Linked DNA regions of Mus musculus: all the other regions are linked to region 3. Evidence: chromatin contacts called from ENCODE Hi-C or POLR2A ChIA-PET data. All regions are on one chromosome and are shown on one strand. The core of a region is the stretch at or near the end of the contact, and the rest is flanking DNA. Distances in the headings are between cores, read along the strand shown. Region 1 holds the start of 4930528D03Rik (RIKEN cDNA 4930528D03 gene). Region 2 holds the start of Etohd2 (ethanol decreased 2). Region 3 overlaps Golm1 (golgi membrane protein 1).

Region 1 (4,463 bases), core at 329-2,828, 76 kb after region 3:
ACTGTCTTCCCACATATCTTCAGGACCATTTTCCCTCTCACCAAATTAGCTACAAGACGGACTTCCTTTTCCACGTCTTTACTTGTAGAGATCCTGGTAGGCAAGCTGAATAGACATGGGAGAACTTGTGCGAGCTTGAGTAGGCTGGGCACACAAATGCCCAATGACCAACTTTTGTGTTTGAGTCATCTTGCAGTGTCTTCAGTCAGAGGGACAGACTAAAATCGCCAAGCTGTCATAAATTCGGGATATACATAGTGAAAATTTCAAGCCTTCTTTTGAATATGATTACACTGTTTGCTTTTGGTGGCCATGCAGTTGGGAAGCCAGGTCAGGAAGGATTCGGGTTAGTCACAGAATGGGCTGTGTTGGGTGGTATAGGATAGAGAGGGGGACAGTATCAGATAGCAGTCCACCTAGCTGCAGTCTTAGGAAACCCAGCAGGCTGTGTGATCTGTGGATTGTTGGGAGTTAAGTATGCTTTACAGACCTGGATGAGGTAGAGATCCTGGTAAGCAAGCTGAATAGAAACCAGAGAATTCTTGTGAGCAGGGGGAACTGTATACAAACGGATACATTGTATATCTATTTTGGTAGGCAAATGTATATTTGTGGGATGGTCAGGCTGGGTAGAGTTGAGCACCTGGGGATGGAGCAGTCTGGGTAGGAGGGAAGCTGAGGGACGGTGTGTGTCAGATCCTGGAAAAGCAGGTAACTATTGGATGGCGGGGTGAGCTGGCAGGTCAGCAGGAAGTGTATCAGGGTGAGATGAAGACCAGGGATGACAATGATGGTCGGTTACTGTGAACTAAACTGGGTTGGGGAACTGTATTGAATATGGTGAGATAGGAACCAAGGCTTCTGGGAAGACTAGGCTAACAAGTGGAATGGCAGAGTAGGCTAGCAGTGTATGTTGATGATGGGGTACTCTGAGTGGAAGAGGGCGAACTGGGGAGTATGACAGCCTGGAAGACTAGGATGTGGCTGGTGGTCAGGTGGCCGAAAAAGATGTCATAGGTCTAGGTCTAGGGACAGAGCAGGATAGCATACTAGAGGGCCACAGACTAGGGTGAGATGGGCGTGTGACAATACGGGGGGGGGGGCAGGACATGGCCTGATACACTGACCAGTGTGATTTTTGAACTGGCTTTCCTAGAAGGTAGGATGAGTAGGAGCAGGTGAGGTGAGGTTTGGTGTGTGTTTGGTGTGCACAGCAGGTATAGAGGACTTGGCACACTGGGAAGACTGGGGTGAACAGGGGAACAAGCAAGGGCCACCATGTGTCATCACTATAGTGTGTCAGGGAACAAGGAAGGCTGTGGAGACAGGCGGATGCAGATATGGTGAGAACAGAAATGACTGTTGAAGGCTAGGAGGTAGGTTATAAGAACAGGTGTCACAGCTAGAGGGGGTGACACCACTGAGAGCCTGGAGTAAGTCAGGACATTCTACAGAGTAGGGATTGGAGTGAGTGGTGGCACCAGGCACTATTGTGACACTAGAGATGGGAATGCTGGTGGGTCATGTGACTTCATAATTGGGATTTGGGCAAGAGCTCCATGAGAGGAAAAGGGGTCCAACTGCTTGGCATCAGACTAGGGTGACTTGTGGAAGTTGGTTGACTGGCAGCTCGGAAGGTAGGAAGCTAGGCGGAGATGGGGAGCAGTAGGAGCTGGGCTGGGTGGGACGGGAAGTGTGAGACATTGAGTACTGTGGGGTCAGGTATAGAACAGGTTGGGTACTCTAGTGTGATGTAGTGGAGCAAACATTAGTGTCTTGGTTAGGTTTTCCATTGCTGTGAACAGACACCATGACACAAGACAACTTTTACAAATGACGGCGTTTAATGGGGGCTGGCTTACAGTTTCAGAGCTTCAGTCCATTATCATCATGGTGGAAAGCATGGCAGCATCCAGGCAGGCATGGCACTGGAGAAGTGGAGAGTCCTACATCCTGATATGAAGGCAGCCAGGAGAAGACTAATGGTCTGAAAGCCCACCCACCCCTGCAGTGACACACTTCCTCCAACTAGGCCATGCCTCCTAAGAGTGTCACTCCCTATGGGCCAAGCATATTCAAGCTACCATAACTAGGGTGTGGGGTGGGTGTGGGTGCGGGATGTTCTGAATGGCTCGTGGGATGTCCTTCCCACTGATGGGATCATGTGAGTGTGTGTTGTGTCTGACCAGTAGATCACAACCTGGGTTCTAGCCTGGAAAGGCATTTTGGAAACCTGGAAGAGAAGAGGGGCTGGGCTGCGCGAGATAAGGAAGGAACCAAGACAAAGCTCTCTGCTCAAGGTTCAATTTTTACTATTTCGGCACTCAGTTATAAAGGAAGTGGGAGGGGCCCAATTCCCGCCAAATAATCTTGGAGTCCAGTAGCAGGGTGATCACGTGATGGCTTCGGAACAGCAAAGCTGCAGGTTCCAGCAGTGGGCGTGGCAGAACGATTGAGCTGGCAAGCTCCACCCCTGAGCAAGCAGGTTTCAGACTGGGGGAGGGGAGACTACAAGTGTGGGCACTGGGCAGACTCACTTATCAGAAACATCAAGGACAGACTGCAATTGGTAAGGTGCATCAGGGTGACAGAAGGACAGTGTGCAACTTTGGACTACAAGGATTTGGGTTACAGTGTTTCAAAGTCTTACATTGAGACTCTTGATGCATTTGCAGCTTCCTGGTGTGTGGGGTGAGAAGATGGGGATCTAGTTTAACGTTCTACATGTAGACACACTCTGTCTGTTGAAGATGCTATCATCGTCCTAGTGAGTATTTCTTAGGCCTGGTGGGTATTGGGGGTTAGATCCAGGCTCTTGTGCCTGTGCTGCAAGCACTTTAACCAACTAACTAGCCCACCTCCCAGCTCCTGGATCTTAGATTAGTATATTAGATCCCTGTTTGACATACTGAGTCCTAAGTTGGGGCAGTGATTCCCTCCAACGACTAAGATTACACCTTTTAAAAGAAAGAGCTCTTTTTTTTTTTTTTGTAGGGTTTGGAGATGTGTGTGCATGTATTTGTGGGTAGATGTATGTGCACACCTGTGTTCAGATGTATGTGCATGTGTGTGCATGTATGTGGTGGGATCAGAGGTTACTATCTTTTGTCTTCTATTTTAAAAACTGAGTGTGTTATTTAATATTTATGCGTGTATATGATGCTTGCATCATTTCTTTCACCTCCAGTTCCTTCCCAATCCTCTCTCCCAACTCCTCCCACAACTCCTCCCACAACTCCTCCCACAACCCCCCCCCCCCCAGAAAGGGATTGTCCTTTCTCTGCCAGCCATCAGCTCTCAGTCGCTCCTCAGAAGGGATGAGGGTTCATAAGCCACTCCCCATCATGCTGGGTCTGTCTGGCTCCCTCTTGTGTATGCAATCCTAGCCACAGAGTTCATTTGTACAGTTGTGCTGACATGCCTGGTAAATACAATTTCTCTGAAGACCTCCAAAGTACAGACCTCTTAGTTGCCTCCCTCTGGTCCTTACGACCTTTCCACCCCCTCTTCTGAGCCTTGAGGGGGACAGAATGAACTAAGCGCCCCACGGTTTCTTATTTTCTGCATGTTGGCCAATTCCAACTCATATATATATACTCAGTTTGGGTAGACTACCATCTGGTCAGCAAGTCTCCACCCCCCAGCACTGAGGTCCCAGGCACACGCCACTGCACCCCCCAGCACTGGGGTCCCAGGCACACACCGCTGTGCCCAGCTTTTTATGTGGAGGCTGGGAATTTGACATCAGATCTTTGTGCTTATGTGGTAAGCATGTTACAGACTGAACCTGTGGGTAACCTTGGAGCCACGAGGCCATCAACAGAGTTTAGTTTGTTTCCACCTGATGACATGATCCCTGATGTTGTGGGCTCACTCTCTTCCAGAATTCTCTCAGGACAGAGAAACAGCCACACGGAGGGCTTTCCTCAACAACACAGGAAGGGAAGCCCTGGTGTTCATGCCCAGTACTCAGGAACACTGCAACTGTCAAGGACTCCCAACTTATCCTCAGGCTTTTCTAGGTACCTCAGTCAGCAGGCTCTTGCCCTTAAGCCAGTTGAATTAGGTAGGTTATCTTTTGGATCCAAAGTATGCATCTTTATATATGAGGATGCTCCATGCTTGGCTTTCTGACCCCGGTAAACCTCCTAAATGCAGGCAACTTTCTCTATCTCTCAAGATGCGCTTATGTGGAAACCCACCTGGACTCAAACCCTAAAGTGAAACTAGCAAACCTGCTTAAGTCCCCATGTTAAGTGCAGGACAGTCCAGCACTGGTCTTTCCTGGTCCTCTCCCTTTTTAAAGTATGTCATATGTTTATTGAAAGTGTTAGTCTACTATTCCAGCAACCAGTGTCATTTATATTGTCAAGTTGCATGCTCTACTGAGCCACTTAACACAATTACCTCCCATACCTCAGAGAACACATGCATTTTACATATTTGGTGTTAAAGCCAAGTAA
Region 2 (4,241 bases), core at 232-2,731, 110 kb after region 3:
TTGCTAGTTATCTCTCTCTCACACTTTAGGCCGTTGGTCACCTCGTTGCTTTTGCATTTGCTATGTGCTGGGGTTCAAAATGTTTACCAGACACTTGAAAAACAAGTACGAACCACGACGCCTGCCAACAGCTGTGCCTATGAAAATCAGGGAAAGGTGATTCTAGGACCAAGCCTAACACCACAGACTCTACAGCTGAGCTAGGCAGCGCGGCAGAGGGTGTGAATTGAGATCTACTATACATAACGAAACAGAAGATTACAAAGCACGACACAGGCCAGGACTGTGCAAATGAGATGTTACTCCTGGAAGGAATGGCCTACGGAGGGTGCGAGCCAGGCAACTCAATTATTTCTTCTCATGAAAAACAGCGGATCATGATAATGTATGCTTATGAGGTAGAAACGGGGGCAGAGGGGGGGTGTGAGAAGGGGCGGGTCGAAATTTCCCAAGTAACATGCAATAGGCCAAATGGTGATTAAAAAAAAAAACAAAACAAAACTAAGCAAGCAAACAACGACAATAACAACCACCACCTATCCTGTGCTCGACTTTTCTGGAATTTATTACTTGTAGGAGGATTCTACTCTATTCTCAGTAAGATGAGCATAGTTTGCACAATCCTAGAATCCATGACATACCTGCGGTGACGAAAACTAGCTGGTCCCGGAGGGAAAAGCAACACAGAATGCAGTGTGATTACTGGGGCAAACTGAAGGGCCAAACAATGACCTATCCTATAAACAGATTATCTCACTTGTTCACGACTCCCTTCTATTTTGCTTCAACTAACTATTGGCAAGAGCCCCTCTTAGGACTCTGGGTGGAGCGGATTCCGCGGTGGCGTCTGGACCGAATGAATCCCGGTCTCACGCTGTCCCGATCCTCTGGGGCTGACGCCTCCTGGGAGGTTATGCGGAGCCGCGGCGTTCCCTGTGTGACCTTTCTCCGGGAACGCCGTGACCTCGGCGGCAAACTGCCGTCCTCCGCCCCGGCCGCCCGGTGGCAGCGCACACAGCCCGTCCGCCCCATCGAGCTCCGCGCGCGGCCCGCCGGGAGACCCTAGTCCGCGTCCAGGCTCGCTCTGCACCCCGGGCCGCCGCCGCCACCACCTCCCTGCGGACGCCGAGGTGACTCACCAGTGTGAGGGCCGCCCGCGTGGGCTGCAGTTTTCTCTTGCTCACAGCCCGCACGGTGGCGCGGACCAACGACGCCGACATGTCCACGTCGCGGCACCCGCAGCCTCCGGCTGGAGCGTGGGGACTCAACTTCTCTCCATGGACACGGCGGGCACTTTGACGCCACAAGCTCCTGCGCAGGCGCCACAGGCCCCGCCTCCCGTCGCCCGTCCCGCTCCACCATTGGACAGTCCGGGTGAGTGACGGGCCGGGCCGATTGGCCGTCATCACTGACGAGGCAAGGGAGGTGACCTGTGACCTTGCGGGCTTCGCGGTCACTGCGCTAGCGGAAGTGGGATGGCTCCTTCCGTATGGCGTACACTAACGACAGACCCCCCGGAAGTGGGGACACGGCTCTGTGACTCTGGAGCTGCTTCGATAGTAAAGCAAGCGGGTAGACACCATACGACAGGTTTCCAGTTATTGAAATGTCACTCTTGTGTAGCAGTTTGTGTCAAGAAAACTGAGCACGTACGTAGCTACCAGCCTCGCATGGAAGCACGGGCATGGTGGCTCTATCCGAGCCTCTGAGAGCGAGCGCCCTGGGCGCTACGTTAGCATCGGTTCTTGAGTCCCGATCCCGGGCCCCGTGCACATTTGGCTAGCCTTTCCTGCTAGCCGGTCCCATTTGATTAGCTGTGCGCCTGTCACCACGCCTCGGCTTCCTTCGCGGCCCGTGATGACGTAAGAACGGGAGCTCCTTTATCTCGGAGCAGCAGCTGGCCCCGTGCGGGAACTGGGTGGGCGTGGGGAGTACTGAGGGGTTTGCTACCCCTGATCGCCCCCTTATGGTTCCAGGAAGGCCGAGGGAGGGAAATGGATTCGGCCTCAGGTCTAGACGGAAAGAACAAGTGTTTTCTTTTCCAGTGCGATCTCACTGGTCTGACTAGAAGGGGCAGTTTCCCCGTCCGAAATGGGGACTTTGCCATGCTGGAACACTGACAGAGTAAGACAGACATTGTACATTCTGCCTAGACCTGCCCAGGAGCTAAGAAAATGTTCTGACCCTTTCTTCATAGCTTTACAAAGAGTGGGCACACCATGTTTTCAACTCTATTTTTAGTGTCTGAAAACTGTGAACCCCACTCGGTCATTGATCTCTCTCTTGCAAGGATTTTGTTCCACTTGGGAAGATATCCTCTCCTTAAGATAGAAGCCACCTTTGAAGCAAAAGAAAAACAGACTGATTTTTTTTTTTTTTTTTGGTTTTTCGAGACAGGGTTTCTCTGTACACTGAAAACACATCTTTTACATCTTTTACCAGGAAGCTTGCCAAAGCAGTTCACAGTGAGCAAGAGACTGTTAGAAGGTGAAGATCGGGTGTTCAGAACTCCTGCTGTAAAAACTGGATTCTGAGTTTCCGCTGTTTTAGAACAGAACAGGGCATCGGCCCTGGCCCTGCGATCGCTTGCAGAGGAAGCTTTGACTTGGCCATGGCTGCGAGCCTGCTATCTTATCCGCTGAGAAGCGTGCCTCACTTGTCTAATGGTATCAGTATAAGCCATCAAAAACACCAGGCTGCTGGGCAGAATTTTTTTTAAGAATCAAAATGTAGGAAACCTTTTTAAGGCTAGAAGAAAACATGACAATTCTGTTTAATTTTAGGGGTAAGTACACTCCTCTCCCTCAACAACCGACAAAACATCCAAGTAGAAAATAACTACCAGGTATAAAGATTGGCCTGGCTGCGTATTTCTTCTCCGTTCTAGGGGCAGAGGGATAAACAACACTAAGCGCTTTTTCAGTAGGCGTGGCACTGTTCCAGCCAGAAAGCAGCGCTGTCACTTCACAGCCAGAGGCAGGAGGAAAGGAAGCAGGCCAGCAGCTGAGCAGGAGGAAAGGAAGCAGGCCAGCAGCTGAGCCGTCACGTAGCAGGGAGGCCCCGGTTGCACAACCCATGAGTTTGATGGTCACCATTTTTATTTTTTTACCATGATTTCCAATTTCTTAATGATTTCCATTTTGACATGACTCTTTCATAACTAGACTATGACCAGTCTAGTTCACACATATATGCCTCTCGTGAGTCTCCCTCGTTGTGCCAGTGTCCTTAGCAAGCTCTCTCTCTGCCCCCCAGTCTCCTGCTTGCACACCCCAGACCCGGTGCACAGCTATCAAAGGGGAACAGCATGGGCACCCTATTAAGGAGATGTGTACTGTCAGCGCTTTGGTTGACTTTTCTAATGACTCATAAGAAAATAATGTGGATAAAATTACACGTTCAAAGTTCGATTTTATTTCAAAATGATAAATAAACCGGCATAGTTCTGACTCTGTACTATTTCAGAAAGGCTTGTGAAGTTCATTAACAGTTTAGAGAGGGCTCCAGTCAGACCAGAAGGTTGCCAATCAAACTTGTGATTGGCAGAGACAGCAGCCTCTTTGATCTTCAGAGGTTTGTAAAAGCTCTCCACCCTAATTTCTGTGTATCATAAAAAGTAAAAAGCACTTTTATTCTGTCCTTTTCTCCTTTAATTTTTCTTTTTTAAACCAGCAAAAAAGGACTACTTATTTTTATGACTTCATTTTTATGAGCACAACAGTTCTGTCAATTACTTAGAGAAGGAAGCCCTCAAAGATGTGCCAGTGGTGCTGTGGTCGTCCACCGAGGCCCACACTGACAGGTGCTTGCATTCCATGCTATCATTTCTACAATGAGCCATGAAGAATGCTTGTAGACCCTATGTACAGCAGTATAGTCCACATGTCCTTGATGTGCGTCCATACCACGATCCAGGAACAACAGAGAGAATCCCCTCTTGGAAATCAAAAAGGGGATGTGTAGGGAAAGAGGGCTAACTCCTCTGGTGAGCAGCACACTATTTTTAGAGTGCTTTGAAAGAACTAAAATCCATGACGCTGTAGTCATTGAATTCTGGCCCTCATATTTTTCTTTTAAGTTGACTTTCTATTAAAATCTTCAAATCTCTGGAGATTGGTGGTATAGTTAGACTATATTAAAATTTTTCTTTTCCTTATTAACAATTTCATTAAAATTTAAAAAATTACGATGCCCCTCAACTGTTACGTTGAAGCCTGATCTGTGTCACTGTGTCCTGTGCC
Region 3 (4,108 bases), core at 1,164-3,663:
TGGAGCCCTCCTGATGTTTCTCCTTGCAATGTCCTCTGCAAACAAGAAGCTACCATCTCGGGGAACCTGCCTGGGCTTTCCTGGTCCACCTGTGGACCTCTAAGGCCCTGTCAAAAGAAAGAGAACAGGGGATCACAAATGTCTCCCAGGCTCTTGGCCCACTGCATGCCTCTACAGGTAACTTGGGTTAAAGAGAATTCCCAGGGGGCCCCAAGCAAGCCAGGCATGGAGGACCCCAGAACACTCACTGATGCCTCACTTGTAAGTGAACTGAAATCAAACCACAGCCTCCTCTGTCCTCGCCCTTGACGCAATGCACACTCCTGTGGCACACCCAGCACCTCCTTGGCTCCTCTCCACATCCCCTTGCTAGACACTGTTCAAGACCATAGCTCTGGTGCTGAGGGTAGAGGCCGAGGGTCAGTTCTAGCACCACAGCTCCATCTACCACCACAGCAAGGAAGCCGCTAAGACAGGGAATCTCAGCTCTGTCTCTGAAAGAGAGCATGCTGGCACCAACAATTCTGAACTCTTTCTGGCTAGCTTTGGCCATCCAGGAGACAAGCCATCTGTGGGCTGGAGGCCTGTGGCCATAGGTTTTCAGCCTCAAGGGACTTCACGACTAGGACACAGATGATTAAAGAATCCCTGCACAGAGCCCCTGGCGTGGCCACATTGTATTGTACCCAAATGGGAATCTTGTCCATATATCTTGTCTCCTGTTCAGGAGGTGACACTTGCACCCAAGTGATCTGCTCCTGAGCTAGTTAGACAAGCTGGTGAACGTCCCCAAGGACATTTGCCCAAAACTGTCCATCCCAGATAGAATACCAGTGGCAGACTAACTTATTCCAAGTCTAGAGTAGTAAACCAGTGAGCTTAACTGAGTTACTTAGGAATCAGGGATAAGGGCTACGTGCAAGGGCACGGACAACTTAAGGCAGGTACACCACTACAGAAGAGGCTCCCCACCCGCCACAGTTAGCTGTTAACTAACCACTCACACAGCCGTGAGTGGCCCTCGTGCATTCAGTGCCTGCCTCGTGAGCTGCCTGTGAGCAGCCAAGGAGCCTTTGCGGCTGTCTATAAGTCAATGGGAGGGGTCAGTTCAATGTTAAGCAGGTGTGGGTTTCAAGATGGCAGTGGTCACGCCCTGCCTGGAGGTCAGAGTTTCATGGCAAGTTACCAGGGCCATGACCATCACTCCTAATGATCCCACTTGTGACGGCTAACCCTACCTGTCGAGTGCAGAGGATCTGAAATCACCTAAGAGACAAACCTCTGGGCACGCACGTCTAGGAGGAAGCATCTCCATGGGGTAAACTGAAACATCAAGGCCTGGCCACGTGACAGCCGCCATGATGGACTGGCCTTTAACCGTGAGCCAGATAAGCACTTTGTCACCTCTGCCACAGCCTGAGGAAGGCAATGGATCCACCATGGGTTCTAAACCCCAAGTAACTGTAGACACCAACGTGCCAAAACCAAAGGGAAAATAGCATCAAGAAGAGGGTTGCTGGGGTGCTTTCCCTCCACGCTTACTTTATGGTATTAGGTTAGAAAGTGTAAAGGGAACTTTGAGCATGTCACGTGGGACCCTGCACTCCTTTAGATAGGTACGGCCCCCATAGACTGGTGTGTGTGTGTGTGTGTGTGTGTGTGTGTGTGTGTGTGAATGCTTGGCCATTGGGAGTGGCACTGTTAGGAGGTGTGGCCTTGCTGAAGGAAGCGTGTCCCTAGAGTGTGGGCTCTGAGGTCTCTGAAGCTCACAGTTCATTTCCTGCTGCCTGCTGATCTGGACGTAGAACCCTGAGCTCCCTCTCCACACTCTGCAGCCTTCCTTCTTGCATACCACGTCTGGGAGGCTCAATTCCACGGTCCACAGTCATTCCGAGTAAGATGCACTAACCACGTGGGTTAGTGGTTTCCCCCCACAGAAGCAAATCTGTCTGGATCACTTCCTGTTCCTTTAAGCAACCCCAATAAAACTCACTGGTTCACCACGGTGGACTTGGGGGGTATCTGTTTGGGTTTCTTGCTGGTTCCCTATCTGGGGCAAGTAGACAAGCTTTCAGTCACCCCAGGAATAGTCACTCGGGGAGAAACCAGGAAGCTGACAGCACCTCAGTGCACCCTAGGGTAAGTGAGGATCACCCAGCCAGAGGCCCCGTCCTTCCTTCCACCTATCCACTGCTCCTGAATTTGCATGGCTGGAATCAAACCCAGGCTCCACCAGCAGGCAGCTGTTCATCTGGGAGCTCCTCTTGCACACAAAGCAAGGAACAGGCCTCTGTAGCTTCTTCTCCATCCCCCTCACATCTTCCGTTCAGTCCTTTCTGACCCGGGAACTTTATTTCCATCACAAAGGAAATGCACTCTAAGGATTTTCTTTGTGTCCCGCAAGGCAAATTAACTCACACAAAAAGTATAAAAGTCAAGGCAGACACACAGCTGCCAGGAACCAGCCAAGCAGAGGATGCCACAGACATTGACGGAAGCTATTTCTGACTAAGGTTTGGCAAGCAAACATGGGCAGGAAGCTCTGCATTTGTCCCAACAGTGCTACTGAGTAGCCAAGGATCTCCCCACCTCTTCCTCTAGGTGGGCCAAACAGTAAATACCCTGCCCCGACCCAGGACCCGCAGGACATCTCCAGACCTCAAATCAGCCTTCTGACAGAAACATAACAGAATGAACTCCAACCTTAGGAGATAATGCAGAGCCACACAAGTGAATATTTATGGGATTCTGTCAATAATTAAAACCCCCAAGTTTCAAACCTTTAGAAATGTGTTTTAAGCAGCGTACAGGCTCACACCTACAATTCTAACACTCCAGAGGCTGACTGGAGGACCACATCCCAAGTCTAAAGATAAGTAAATTAATGAATAAAACCAAATAAAGACAAATTTGTTTTATATGTACCCATATATGCACCTGTTAAAGGAAAATAAGGAGTTGGGAATAATGGCTTTTGCCGCTAATCTTCGTATTTGGGATTCTGAGGAAGGAGGATTGCTGTGAGTTTAGGACCAACCTGGGCCACATAGTAAGTTTCAGGTCAGACTACCTCCAAACCATGAGGCTGGAGAGATGGGTAGCAGTGGAGAGGACTTGCTGTGCAAGCTCAGGTCCCAACAGCCACATGACAGACAGGAGGACTGCAGCAACAGCCACAGCCACGTGGCAGACAGGAGGACTGCGGCAGCTGATTGATCTTCAGTCTAACTGACAAATCACAGGTCCAGGATAGGAGAGACCCTGCCTCTAAGGTATAAGCAGAGGACAGCAACAGAGGAGGTCTCCACAAGCACTCTTGTGGCATCTGCTCTGCACACACGTGCGCACTATACTCACAGAGACACATACACACATACACATAAATACATTTTTTAAGAAAAACAAAATTCCACTAACGAATGAGAGCCGCTGGCCTGGTGAGATGGGAAAGGGTGAACTCTCCGGGTTTAAGCTGTTTACACTGTGGTCATTTGTTACGGCGGACCTAGCAGACATGGGCCTAAAGTCTTCCTCTTGGCACCTGGCCAGTGAAAGGAAGTCAGGCAGGTGTGTGGGAAAGATGAAGAAGTTCTGCTGTCGCAGCCAAGTGAGCTCTCAGGTGACAAGTGCGGTTAATAGACACATGGCGGAGTCCTCAGATGACTGCCAGCAAAGCCTTTGGGAACTCCAGGCCACACGGGTATAGGAAAAACAAGCCACTTCCACAAAGCATGTTCTACGGGGATCTAACCACCACTTCCAAGTAACCTGAGATGTAGGGACCGAAACCAGGGTGTGTGTGCCTGTGTCCATTCACCTGAATTAGATGCAGAATAGTCCCCTGAGTGGGTGGCCACCACACAGGCTGGAGCCTGGACTGGAGCCTGGGCCTGAGACGTGGAGGGTGAATGAAAATCACTGTGTTTGTTGATGAGGTGTGTCCTCGTGAAGGCTGAGACAACAGAGTTTGATGTTTGAGAATAAAAGAGAGCCTTTGGAAAATTCCGTATTTTACAATGACATGAAACTGTAGATGCACTGAAAAATCTGGACCACATAGACACTGCTTGAAACATTTATACCCAGTCAGCTTGAAAGGTTTAAATGG

What was found. Hi-C counts contacts between places; a loop is a spot of excess contacts on that map. ChIA-PET counts read pairs that join two places held with the same protein, here RNA polymerase II (POLR2A).
Region 1: POLR2A ChIA-PET joins it to region 3 with 14 read pairs in embryonic stem cell. The contact joins the promoter of 4930528D03Rik here to the enhancer-like site in region 3. A Hi-C loop is called at or near these places in 6 of 37 maps with a recorded cell type or tissue (T-helper 17 cell, adrenal gland, heart and 2 more). POLR2A ChIA-PET finds 5 or more read pairs at or near these places in 3 of 5 experiments (Patski and embryonic stem cell).
Region 2: POLR2A ChIA-PET joins it to region 3 with 30 read pairs in embryonic stem cell. The contact joins the promoter of Etohd2 here to the enhancer-like site in region 3. POLR2A ChIA-PET finds 5 or more read pairs at or near these places in 4 of 5 experiments (Patski and embryonic stem cell).

What each region holds. Positions count from the first base shown.
Region 1 is chr13:59,732,072-59,736,534 of GRCm38, forward strand. 4930528D03Rik (RIKEN cDNA 4930528D03 gene) reads left to right here and starts at 1,579. Exons shown (of 3, transcript NR_045977.1): 1 at 1,579-1,637; 2 at 1,865-2,767.
Region 2 is chr13:59,768,485-59,772,725 of GRCm38, forward strand. It overlaps Etohd2 (ethanol decreased 2), which reads left to right and starts at 1,482. Exons shown (of 2, transcript NR_015349.3): 1 at 1,482-1,862; 2 at 2,443-4,241. Isca1 (iron-sulfur cluster assembly 1) reads right to left here and starts at 1,305. Exons shown (of 4, transcript NM_026921.4): 1 at 1,140-1,305. The coding sequence starts at 1,220. It overlaps Tut7 (terminal uridylyl transferase 7), which reads right to left. Exons shown (of 27, transcript NM_001373962.1): 27 at 3,392-4,241.
Region 3 is chr13:59,654,802-59,658,909 of GRCm38, forward strand. The region is part of intron 3 of Golm1 (golgi membrane protein 1); the gene reads right to left. Among named protein-coding and RNA genes, the nearest start is that of Golm1, 19 kb to the right of the region's middle. Within about 2 kb of position 2,414, at least 1 of the 3 ENCODE cell types and tissues checked has a DNase peak (open chromatin) inside an H3K27ac peak, as active enhancers do; it is left cerebral cortex, where a contact is called at or near this core.